Linked DNA regions of Homo sapiens: regions 1 and 2 are each linked to region 3. Evidence: chromatin contacts called from ENCODE Hi-C or POLR2A ChIA-PET data. All regions are on one chromosome and are shown on one strand. The core of a region is the stretch at or near the end of the contact, and the rest is flanking DNA. Distances in the headings are between cores, read along the strand shown. Region 1 holds the start of HNRNPC (heterogeneous nuclear ribonucleoprotein C). Region 2 holds the start of METTL3 (methyltransferase 3, N6-adenosine-methyltransferase complex catalytic subunit). Region 3 holds the start of DAD1 (defender against cell death 1).

Evidence for each region. Hi-C counts contacts between places; a loop is a spot of excess contacts on that map. ChIA-PET counts read pairs that join two places held with the same protein, here RNA polymerase II (POLR2A). Pooled maps may share reads with other maps.
Region 1: a loop to region 3 is called in a map of CD8-positive, alpha-beta T cell, with 5 times the contacts of the local background. The contact joins the promoter of HNRNPC here to the promoter of DAD1 in region 3. A Hi-C loop is called at or near these places in 1 of 168 maps with a recorded cell type or tissue (CD8-positive, alpha-beta T cell) and 11 of 50 pooled maps.
Region 2: a loop to region 3 is called in a map of CD8-positive, alpha-beta T cell, with 15 times the contacts of the local background. The contact joins the promoter of METTL3 here to the promoter of DAD1 in region 3. A Hi-C loop is called at or near these places in 2 of 168 maps with a recorded cell type or tissue (CD4-positive, alpha-beta memory T cell and CD8-positive, alpha-beta T cell) and 11 of 50 pooled maps. POLR2A ChIA-PET finds 5 or more read pairs at or near these places in 2 of 52 experiments (CD4-positive, alpha-beta T cell and activated naive CD8-positive, alpha-beta T cell).

What each region holds. Positions count from the first base shown.
Region 1 is chr14:21,267,635-21,271,853 of GRCh38, forward strand. It overlaps HNRNPC (heterogeneous nuclear ribonucleoprotein C), which reads right to left and starts at 1,808. Exons shown (of 9, transcript NM_004500.4): 1 at 1,664-1,808. RefSeq lists enhancers at 1,287-1,911, 1,549-1,808, 1,912-2,537 and a silencer at 1,899-1,978.
Region 2 is chr14:21,509,507-21,513,789 of GRCh38, forward strand. METTL3 (methyltransferase 3, N6-adenosine-methyltransferase complex catalytic subunit) reads right to left here and starts at 1,834. Exons shown (of 11, transcript NM_019852.5): 1 at 1,618-1,834. The coding sequence starts at 1,717. RefSeq lists an enhancer at 1,877-2,116.
Region 3 is chr14:22,587,974-22,591,967 of GRCh38, forward strand. DAD1 (defender against cell death 1) reads right to left here and starts at 1,251. Exons shown (of 3, transcript NM_001344.4): 1 at 974-1,251. The coding sequence starts at 1,184. RefSeq lists enhancers at 248-889, 890-1,531.

The sequences.
Region 1 (4,219 bases), core at 558-3,057, 1.3 Mb before region 3:
TCTAGTTGAGAACACACCTAGAATTGTGATATAAATACCGTGGCAAACAGTTTCGGATATTAACTCAAAGAATTTTTGGTGCGCTGATATACATACTGACCGGAAGGAACCCATTTTCGAAAACCTCAAAGAAAAGTGCCCGTCAATCAATTTCAACTACTATTAACAGTTCTTAAATACTAATTTCTGACATTTCTCCTTGCCAACATTTTTACTTCATGATTTCCCATTTTTACCCTAACCTCATTTCTAACAGTTCAGCACAATGATAAACTTTAGTTTTAAGTTCCTGTAATAATATACATGTTTAAGCCTTAAGAAAGGGGTCGCGATGTTTTTGACCCTTATTTTACTTCCTATCAAATAGATTGCCTTACAGATGAATTTCTTACCCTGCAGAATGGGTTTAAACTGTGCTTAACAGCTTTAGTTTTTGTGAGATTAACAGATTGTGAAAAATAAACTTAGCCAAATCTCATGTGAGGATTAAAAAAAGCGATGTCCCAGATAAGTCAATGTGACACTAAAGATCTAAACAATTTTTTTTAACTTTTAAGTTTTTTATCAAATTTCAGCACCCAGCAAATAATAGGCACTGTTAATATTTGCTTAATATAACGTAGCTGTGAATTTTTGCCCACATTTAGGCGGACGGGAAAATTAACGCCAGAATATCCCGAAAGTCAAATTTTGTCATCTTACACTTAGGAAGTTACGTTAAAAAATTCTCAAGTCTCGTAGTATTTTTCTTAAGCGCAATTTGGGAATTTCCAGTTACCTCGTGGTTTCCGTCATCAGGTTCTTGGCAAAGATTGCAATACAGTAGTTTTAGAACTATATTAACTAGGTATTCCATTAACTAGGTAAAAACCACTCGACTGACCTCGTGGTCAAATTCCTTACTAGTGCTGCTACTGACTTAATATGACCCTAGCAACCAACACTTTTCTGCCTCAGTTTCCGTCTGAGAAAGAGAGTTAATACCTACCTCAAGCAAAGTTCCACTAACTTATATATTTCAAGTGTTTTGTAACCTGCAGATGAAAAGTCAGCTGTAAATATTAATATAGTTATATCACAATATTTCCTTTTACAAATGTAAGTGAAAATAACTACTTCGAGCTCCATCATTTGCTCATAGAGAGAAATAAAATAAAAAGTTATCAGTAAAATGCTGAATCTTTTGTTAAACCTTTCTCGTAGGCCACGCGGCACGATCCAGGATTTAAAGGCTCGCGATACATCTACTTGGTAACCTTCCCCCTTCCCCTCCCCCACTTTTTACATGTAAGAAGAACGGAGGTAATAGAAGGCATCGGCGCTACGTTAACTTCGACTATATTAATGAGCATCACGATCTTCATTTTCATGATCCCGTAGTCCTCGCGGTCGTAGAAAATGAAAGGAAAGCAGCCGTTAACACAGGAAGAGCGAAAAAAGGACATTTTCCCTGGCGATCGTGGCCTAGAGGACACCAGGTTAAACCTATACAGAGGCTGAGGCCTATAAAACTGCCCCCGGCTTCAACCTAATCCCCCAAAACAAGCAGAATAAATGAGGGCCCGGTTAGTTAGGGGGAAGGATTCCCACATCTTCTCTCCCACACCCCCTCTCGCTTCCCGAAAAACCCAGCGCCTTCCCTGCGTCCGCCCTCTCCACTTACCAAGAAGGGGAGGGAGAAGAGATTCGATTCTGAGTCTCCTACTCCCGGGTTCTGCGTAGAGAAGCCGACTGCTGCTGGAGGTCGGCAACGCGGCCACAACCGCTCAGTCTTCGTCTCTTCACAAAATGGCCCCCGAGTCTCCTCTGCCGCCGAGGCGAAGGCCTAGTCCCCGCCCCATTCCTGAGAATCTTCCTATTGGCTGTGCGTTTTTTCGCTCCCGCTCCTAATTAGACAGTTCAACCGCTCCTCACAATGATATCCAATCACAATTAGCAGTGGGTTAGACTAAGCAGGCGAATTTCCACATGCGTGAGAGAAACTAGTTTATAACTGGTTAGTTTTCCTGTCATTTATTGCCTGGAGAATGCTTATTGGCTATTGCACGGGACGACCCTCTGGGTGGAAACTCGCCTTTGTATCGCGCACCGTCTCACATCCGGGTATCTGGGAGGCCTGATTGGCGGCCGCGGCGTCCTATCGCTGCCCCTTAGAGTGCCTAGTAGAAGATCCGCCCAGACCTCGGATTTCCGGCTGCGCGGGGGCGGGGAAAGGGTTGAGGGGCGTAGTTAGGTGACGGGCGCAAAAGACCTGCCCCAGCCCCGGGCCTAGGGAAAAAAAAGCGCGAAATGAAGCCTCCGTTGTGCAATGTGAATAAAGAAAGGACTTTTCTTAAAATGAGGAGGGAGCAGCAGTGACTAGGCCTTGTTAAAGTGTGTAGAAAACTAACCAGTCCTGCAGTTTTTCCAACCCCAGACCCTTTCTCAGTTCCAGATTCGAATGTCAGCTACCTCGTAGACATCTGCTTCTTGGCCTATTAAACCCTTCTTCAGACAACACATGTTCCATCGAAACCAACTGACTTCCTTATTCCTCTCCAATATAAAAAGGAAGTGCAGAATCCTGGCCTCTGGCCCCAGGGCATCTAATATCTTAAGTGCCAGCAAAATTGGCCCATCCTTCCAAATCTGGTCCCTTAATTTCCCTCCTCTTGAAATGGCTTGTCTCCTACCTACCCCCGTCACCTGCCAGTCTCTCTGGTTACATTATAGGAACTGCGCACGCAGTGGGGTAGCATCAGCTCTACTAAGCCAGCGGTTTCTTTTTTCTTTTCTTTTTTTTTTTTTTTTTTTTTTTTTTTTGAGGCAGAGTCACTGTCGCCCAGGCTGGAGTGCAGTGGCGCGATCTTGGCTCACTGCAACCTCCGCCTCCCGGGTTCAAGCGATTTTCCTGCCTCAGCCTCCTGAGTAGCTGGAACTACAGGTGCGCGCCACCATGTCCAGCTAATTTTTGTATTTTTAGTACAGATGGGGTTTCGCCATGTTGGCCAGACTGTTCAGGTGATCCGCCCGCCTCTGCCTCCCAAAGTGATAAGATTATAGGCGTGAGCCACCACGCCAGACCACTTTAAACTATTTTAAAAAGCAAAGACGAAAAATATGGGAGAAAGTATACACTAAAGTGTTAGTAGTGGTTCTCTCCTGGTGGGAAAATTACATGTGATTTTTTTTTTTAACTTTTTTTTTTTCAAACGGAGTCTCGCTTTGTCACCAGCCTGGAGTGTAGTGGCGCCATCTTGGCTCACTGCAACCTCCGCCTCCTAGGTTCAAGCGATTCTCCTGCCTCAGCCTCCCGAGTAGCTGGAACTACAGGTGCGTGCCACCACGCCCAGCTAATTTTTGTATTTTTAGTAGAGACGGGGTTTCACCATGTTGGCCAGGATGGTCTCCATCTCTTGACCTCGTGATCCGCCCGCCTCAGCCTTCCTAAGTGCTGGGATTACAGGCGTGACCCACCGCGCCCAGCCTTAAAATCTTATTGTACTTTTCTATATTTTCCAAATCATCTACTTTGAGCAAGTAATCAGAGGGAGAATATCCTACGAGTGCTTAAAGCCTCGACTCAATTGCCACATTGCAATTTATTTAAAATTATCTCGTAGCACTGTGGGTAGTTTTACACTCCTCTCCCTTCCTGGATGGTAAGATTTTTTGATGGCAGAGTTTAATTCTTACTCTTCAATATATTTTCCTTGTTTACTACCTATTAATAAATTAATAAAATATTAACCATTAACTTTTATTTATCAGGGGAAATTTTTATTTTTCCAGGACAAGCAGATAGACTGTCCTTTTTTTCTCTCTCTTTCTTTTGAGATGAGGTCTTGTTCTGTTGCCCAGGCTGTAGTGCATTGGCATAATCCCGGATGATTACAGCTTCAACCACCCAGTCGCAAGCAATCCTCCCACCTCAGCCTCTGGAGTAGCTGAGACCACAGGTGTGCACCACCACATTGGCTAATTTTATTTTTATATTTTGTAGAGACAGCGTCTTACCATGTTGCCCAGGCTAGTTTTGAACTCCTGGGCTCAAGCATTCCTCCCTCCTTGGCCTCCCAAAATGCTGGGAGGCACCATGCCAGCCCTGTCTTTTCTTTCTTTTCTTCTTTTTTTTTTGAGACAGAGTATTGTTCTGTCGCCCAGGCTGGAATGGAGCGGCGCAATCTCGGCTCTCACTGAAAGCTCCGCCTCGCCGGGTTCAGGTCATTCTCCTACCTCA
Region 2 (4,283 bases), core at 584-3,083, 1.1 Mb before region 3:
GCTTAGGCAAGAGGACAGCTTGATGCCAGGTGTTCAAGACAAATTTGGGCAACATAATGAGACCATATCTCTATTAAAAAGTTAAAAATTAGCCAGGCATGGTGGCATGCACCTGTAGTCCTAGCTACTCAGGAGGATGAGCCGGGAGGACTGCTACACTCCAGCCTGGGCAACGGTGAGAGACGCTATCTCAAAAACAAAAGCAAAAAAAGTCGTTGGCATCATTTATGCACATTTTTAAAAAGTTTCAAAACAGGAAACCAAAGAATAGGGGAAAAAACATAACAAAACAAAAAATTGTATCTATAAATAAATCAATGAAGTTTCTAGAGCAAGGGAAAAAAAATTCTCCCTCTTAGGTAATTCAGGAACTACTCTGAGACTTGACTACTAATTATTGCCTGACCATATGACTTGCACTTCTTACTCCACTATCCTCCCCTCTTACCTCTTTAATTATCTAGGTCCTATATAGCCATAAAGGCCAAATTCAAGTGCCAATTCCACTATGATGGTTTTGATGGCTTCACTACCTACACCAGCTCTTGTTACTTCTCTTCATTGTACAGACTGTAGATTCATTCATTTGGTTTCGTACATATATCTTATCATATTCCTCACTTTTTGTAAGCGTCTCCCCTTGAATCCTATGCTTTTTAAACTTCTTGAGGACAGGGGCAATTTCTTCCTTATTTTTGTCTAATTAGACCCATGAACACTGTAGATACTCAAGAAAGGTAATTAATTAGGTGGGAGGATCCTGCCAGTGCATCTTCTATTTCTAGGGGCCAGAATACGAGCACATGAACCTAACATGATCTAGACAAGATTTAGAGATGCAGTTGAAGATACTGACAAATATTGGAACAATCTACCACAAAGGTGATACTGAGTCACTATTTTTGCAGAGCTTTGTTACTAGTTTGCCTTAAATAATTCAGAGTTTGTCCTGAGGGTAGGGAGTGGATAACAGTGAATTTAATCTTTTAAATTTCCTTCAAGTTTTATGATCGTGACACGGGGGCAACAGGAGAAGAGAAAAAGTTTGGAAACCAAACACAAATGTTTTCAGATTCCTGCTAGGTATGTAAATGGCTAAGTCAATGCCGGTAGGGGTACTCATTCAGAAACACCCAGTGCCACTCTGTACGGGCCACTAAATTGGGCACTGCGGATATAAAGGTTCATTCCTCGCTTACTGTACCCACAGCTGCCAAGAAATGACCACTACAAAACAGTCGTTATAACTGAGGGAACAAAGCGCCAAAGCAGCAACAAAAAGGGGTTCTTGCTGCTTCGCGGGATAGGGGGCTGAGCAGCCTCACAAAGGCGACGTCCTCGCAGTCTGAAGAGGAGTGGGCAAGGCGGACGAGGGTGGGGCTCAAGCGTCCGTCCGGTAAAAGTGAGCTGGAAGAACCGAGGCCCAGCGTGAGGAGGAACCGCGAACTACTTGCAGAAGGGCGAACGTCTGCTGCTGAAGGTGGAGAGGGAGTACCAATGTACGAGGCTTTATAGAAATGGCCGTTTGGTAAAGGGCAGTGACTCTGGAGCTTTTTCTCTAGGGATCCCGCCCGTCCTCCCCGGTTGAGCCTCGGCCCCAACAGCCCAGTGCCTCACCCAAGTGCCCCGAGTCCTGCTTCCGCCTCCGCTGCAGCCTCTCCCGCAGAGAGTCCAGCTGCTTCTTGTGGGCCTGGATAGAGCTCCACGTGTCCGACATCCTAGTCTCCCAGCCCTGACACCTCTCGAATAAGGCGCGGCGGACTAGCACCTCCCAGCACTCGCTCCAGGATATAGCCAATTCTCACGCGGACACCCCGAAGGCTAACCGGAAAATGACCCCTGGAGCTGAGCAAGACAGAAAAGTCATTTCCGGTGTCGCGCTTTCTTGGAAGCTATAAAGAGCCACGTTAGGTGTTGGCAGAGCGGCCGGTATAGTCCTCATACCCGCTCTCTCATGCTTCCGGACACAGTGAGGCTGTGGTTGCCATGTTGGTGACTGGCAGAGCGGCCATGTTGCTTATAGACGCGCATGCGGCCATGTTGAATATTCGGAGAGGAGTCCTGAGAGTTGACTTGTGTTAAAGTAGCACTCGTAGAGAGCAACACCATATAGTACAGTTTTGGGGGTTTTTTTCTTTTTTTTTTTTTTGAGACGGAGTTTCACTCTGTCGCCCTGGCTGGAGTGCAATGGCGCGATCTCGGCTCACAGCAACCTCCACCTCCCGGGTTCAAGTGATTATCCTGCCGCAGCCTCCCGAGTAGCTGGTATTACAGGCGCCCGCCACCACGCCCGGCAGATTTTTTGTATTTTTAGTAGAGACGGGGTTTCACTGTGTTGGCCAGGCCAGTCTCGAACTCCTCACCTCGTGATCCGCCCTCCTTGGCCTCCCAAAGTGCTAGGATTACAGGCGTGAGCCACCACACCCGGCCATAGTACAGATTTTTAAGATGAAGGATCACTAGTTCCTTTTGACAGTTTGGTACTAACATACCTTTTCCACTGAAGGTGGTGTTGGTTTGTTTCCATGCGTTCATTTACAAAAAAATAAAAAACACAACGGTGGTCCCCAATCTGAGGTGAGGAGGGGGCGGTGGTGGGTGCGGGCATGCTTCTTTGTGTTGACGAGGCGTGGGGAAGTGGGGAGGGCTGATGAAGGAAAAATCCGAGAGGTCTTCAAATACGTGATCTCTCTCTTAGGCTAAATTTACAAAGTACGTGTAATCTATTAAAATCGGGTTCCGACACTAAGAGGGCTTTGAGGTCCTGGTTGCGTTGTGTTTTTTGTTATGAGAGCTACCTGCATGAGTGTGTTCAGTTTGTGAAATGTAATTGAGCTGAACATTTTGGTGTGCACTTTTCTGTATGTGTAGTAAACTTAAATACAAGGTTGGTGGTGGTGGTTTTTCCTACAATCCTTTCTTTCTTTCTTTTTTTGACACATTTTCTTTTTTTTTTTTTTTTGAGATGGAGTCTCACTCACTCTGTCACCCAGGCTGGAGTGCAATGGCGTGGTCTCAGCTCACTGCAACCTCCGCCTCCTGGGTTCAAGCGATTCTCCTGCCTCAGCCTCCCGAATAGCTGGGATTACAGGCGCGTGCCACCACACCTGGCTAATTTTTTTTATTTTTAGTAGAGACAGGGTTTCACTATGTTGGCCAGGCTGGTCTCGAACTCCTGACCTCGTGATCTGCCCCTACGATCTGCCCCCCTGCCTCAGCCTCCCAAAGTGCTGGGATTACAGGCGTGAGCCACCGAGCCTGGCCTGACACAGAGTTTCATTCTTACTGCCCAGGCTGGTGTGCAGTGGTGTGATCTCAGCTCACTGCAACCTCCACCTCCTGGATTCTAGCTGCCTCAGCCTACCTAGTAGCAGGTATTACAGGGACCTGCCACCATGCCCAGTTAATTTTGTATTTTTAATAGAGATGGGGTTTCACCATGTTGGCCAGGCTGGTCTTGAACTCCTGACCTTAGCTCATCAGCCTGCCTTGGCTTTCCAACGTGCTGGGGTTACAGGCATGAGCCACCGGCTTGGCCTTTTGTTTGTTTGTTTGTTTTGTTTTTTTAATGGAGCTCCCTGAATGGAAACATTTCGGGAATCACTGACTTATCCAATGTCTACATGATGCCATACGCTGTTGTCCAAAAAATACAAAAAATAGTTTGACTGGCATGGCTCCTGTTTTCAAAGAGTTTATAATCTGGTCAAGGAGCTGTGAGCCAGTTTATTAATACTGAACCATCTTCACAGCATGAGGTAGCATGGGCATAGACTTTTTAAAAAACAAAAACAAAACAAAACAAAAAAACAGGAAAAAAAAAAACGTGATTTCAAAGAAGAGGAGGACTCCAAGTTTAATGACCCAGGAAGGCATTGGAAAGAAGCTGGAATCAAGGTTCAGGCTTAAAATGACCACTAAGGTTTCAGTAGGTGAAGGTATAGGAGGGAAATCCAGGTCTGGAATATGATAAAGGCAAAGGTCTAGACTAGAGGTAGGAAAGCGTGATGTGTGTTATGCCAATCTGGATTAGTTCGCCAGAACATAAAGATTTATATTTGGGAATATTGGGAGAAATTTTAGGTTTCCAAATTTGAGGCCAGATTGTAGAAGGTACATGGTACCTGAGTAAAGACTTGGCAATTTATTCAGAATACAATAGGAAACACTTAGGGTTTGTAAATAGGAATGTTTCAAAATTGATTTGCTGTTCTAGATAAATTGAGGTGAGGAGGAAGGAGATTTTGGAGAGGACAAAGATGGTTATTAGTCCATTGTAACTA
Region 3 (3,994 bases), core at 1-2,500:
GATCTGCCTACCTCGGCCTCCCAAAGTACTGGGATTACAGGCATGAGCCACTGTGCCAGGCCTCCAGACAATTCCAATGCTGTATTTTGTCTGTACCCCAACTAGACCATAAACTCTTTACGGATAAAGAACATGTGCCAAAGCTTTTACCATAATGCCTCATATTGGACTGAAAATACAACTGATGACCTGACTGATGATCACACTGAAAAGAAACCATGAATGCTGGCATGTTTTCAAAGTCAAAGTAGCAGGTGATACCAGTGATAGAGGCCACGCCTGTTTTCAGTATTCACTGAATCCCCGTTGGGCAAGAAAAGTCAGATTTTAACAAAAATTGATGGAGACTGTTCTCGCTAAATATAGCAGTCTACAAGGTTACCAAATCCTGGAATCAAAAGGAAAAATAAGGCTAAAATAGAGTTATGTGAACAAAAATTGGGTTCAGGACAGTGAAATAACAGCTTCCTCAACAAGAAAAAAAGTAGTAGCAGCTAAAAGGCAAAATCAAGTAAAGGATGATTCAACAAGAAAAGCACCAGTATTTATATTCTTTGCACTTTCATTGAAACGTTTCACCGGAGATTGGTAATGATTAGGCCAAGATGACAGAGATGATTCAAGGTTGGGTTTTTCATTTGAAAAGTCTACTAATTTTAGAGTTGTGTTAAACCTAAGTTAAAGTTGGAATAGGGTTTTCCCCGGACCAATATTAAGTGAAGTGGATCACCAAGTGGAGTAGCGGCACGAAGGTGGTTTCTTTAGACTTTTAAGTCCAACTCCTACGGAGCCGTTTGGTATTAGGCATATAATCTAAGCTTTCTGAGCCTCAATTTCCCCATTCACAACAAAAGGGCAATGCAGGCTCTTCTCATAACTTCAAGGGGCGGTGGTCTGATATAGAGTACTATGAAAACAAAAGCAGCACACCAAAGTAACACATTATTATTATGATCACTTATAGAACCATTACCCGCTAGGATGAAACTCCCCACACAAGAGATGAAGCCCGAGAGAAAAGAGTTGAAGGGGAAGGTCCCCACGAGGAGACAGTAACCGAACTGCAGCGCCCCGGTCAGCAGTATATACAGCAGGTACGCGTCCAGCAACTTCAGACGCTGCGGAGTGGAGCTCAAGTACTCTTCTAAGAACCGCGAAATGACAGACACTACCGACGCCGACATAACTGCACGCAAGGTACTCCGGTCCGCGCCCCAAACTCTTGGAGGACCCGTCGACCACACCGGATGTGCTGTTTGCGCATGCGCACCCTCGTGACCTAACTCCGCCCTCCCCGGTGTGCCAATTTGCGCAGGCGCTGAGGCCGGCCAGGGCGCGTAACAACTAATGCGCAGACGCGGACTGCATCAACAGACTCAACTACAACTCAGAAAAGTTAATGCGTCTGCGCAATGGCCCTATCAATGAGCTGGGGACGTGTACTCTTTCTGTTCTGTTTCCGCCCGTCAGCTCGGTGACGCCCACAGTTGCTCTGGCAACAAGACACACTGGGAGGAAGAGGGGAATAAGCTTTACTGGGGACCGCGTAGCTAACCAGAGGTATCCGGCTCTCTCTGGTCCTTCTGAGTCCTGGAAGATTTAACGGTTTGCATCTACTTTGAGGCAATGCCTGGCGTTCCTGGGGTTTGATACCAGCCTGACCCTAATTCTGTTAAGGGCGCTGTCTGCAGATGTCTGTCACAGATCATTGGAACAAGTCAAGTTCATCCGCAGTGAGACCCGGCGCGGCCAATCACTGCACAGGCCCCAGTTTAGACTTAATTACTTGGGGGAGTGAGTGGGTGTGGTGAGGGGCGGGAGGCAGGGAGGAAGCCTGACCTCAGCAGGGTTCTGAACTGGAACTCGGGATCTGGCCCTGCAATGCCAACATTTATTGGGCGCCTCCTTGGGGCCTGACGTTGTACTAACTTGTAGGGACTCTCACGTGAATCAGATATATTTGCAGCCTTAAAAGAGCTGGTGAAGGGAGGGACAGCTGTCGAATGTCGTGCAAAAAGCATATGGTCAAGTTTAGCAGCTCTCTTTCCGCAAGCTGGTATCTTGAACCTGGTGTAATATCCCGGGATGTCAGCGTCGAAAGGCCCGAAAGAGCATGCCTGGTTCAACCCTACTCTCTCCAACTCATTTTGCAGAAGAAACTGAAATGGTTTCAGGTTTTGTATTTTAACAAGTGGGATTATTTTGAGGGTTTTAACTGTTTTTTTTTTTTTTTTTGAGACGGAGCCTTGCTCTGTCGGCCAGGCTGGAGTGCAGTGTCGCGATCTCGGCCCACTGCAACCTCCGCCTCCCTAGTAGCTGGGACTACAGGCACGCGCCACCACGCCCGGCTAATTTTTGTATTTTCAGTAGAGACGGAGTTTCACCATTGTTAGCCAGGCTGGTCCCGAACTCCTGACCTTGTGATCCGCCAGCCTCGGCCTCCCAAAGTGCTGGGATTACAGGCATGAGCCACTGCACCCGGCCTGTTTTAACTTTTTTTAAGAAATTAAGTTCTGGCTTTCGTTGCCCTTTTAATTTCACGTGAATCCGACCTTCTAGACCCAGTTCATCTCACCTTTTAGCTGTAAGTTTTTCCACACATGACCAGGTACTTTATTTTCAGCTTCTTAATATTTTGAACTGTACGTGAGCAAAATTCCTAAAACAGCAGGTGAACAACAGCGTTCCTGCCTTTTCACTTTTTTTTTTTTTTTTTTTTGAGATGAAGTTTTGCTCTTGTCACCCAGGCTGGAGTGCAGTGAATGGTGCGATCTCGGCTCACTGCAACCTCCACCTCCTGGGTTCAAGCCATTCTCCTGCCTCAGCCTCCCGAGTAGCTGGGATTAGAGGCACCTGCCACCACGCCCGGCTAATTTTTGTATTTTTAGTAGAAACGGGGTTTCGCCATGTTGGCCAAGCTGATCTTGAACTCCTGACCTCAGGTGATCTGCCTGCTTCAGCCTCCCAAAGTGCTGGGATTATAGGAGTGAGCCACTGCGCCGGCCCCTTTTCACTTTTTATTTGCCTTTAGACTGGAAACTCTACACGCATTAACTAACGGATGTATTATCAGTGGTGATCAAAGCCTTACTTAAGTTCTAGAAAGAAGAGAAATAACCTAAGAAACCTTTAGAGTCTATTTGAATAGATAGATTTATATTCATACCCGTGGAGATTTGTGCAGCTATATGAACATAAGTTCAGCCTAAACCTATGTTGCTGAGAAAGAAAAAAAAAGAGTGGATAACAAGCTGGTTCTTATTTCAATATAATATGGCAGGAAGCATCAATTTCTCTGACAAGTTGAACCTTTCTCTCTGCCTCATCAACAAGTAGGAGGGTAGCTTCCTCACGAATATTCAACTTCAAACTTTACAGGCTAGGCTGATGCTTTTTAATCATTCAGGTGTGGATTCTTCAGGGAGTTTCTGTTCCATCAGCCAGGCTCCTTCCAGTGTTTTCTCCCTTATGTTTTGTCTGCCTTTGATCCATGTCAACTATCATCATTAAGATCTCCCCAGGAACTCTCACAGGAGAGAAGAAGAGATGAAAAACACCAAATGGACTTATTGAATGCATTTGTTTCTGAGACCTGCTAGTCACACCAATATACTACACTAGGGCTTTTCTGAACTACTTAAAACAGCAAGAAAAGGCCTACTTCTCTATTCGGTTTATGATTCTATAATCATTGAAACATTTTTAACTGATCTGTCAATAGGAAATTGCTAACACTAGTGTTGATTTCAATTAGTTTAAATCAGAATATTAATATAGTTTAAAATTCTTGTCCAGAGTAGTGGATAAGAGTGCAAGCTCTAGAATCAGACAGTCCTAGGTTTGAACCTTGATTCTGCTGTTTACTAGTTGTCTAATCTGGAACAAGTTACTCAGTCTGACAGTCTCATTTTCCTTTTCTATAAAACAGAAATAACAATACCTGGCTCATTGAAATTATGTGAGGATTAAATGAGATAATGTTAAGCATTAAGCT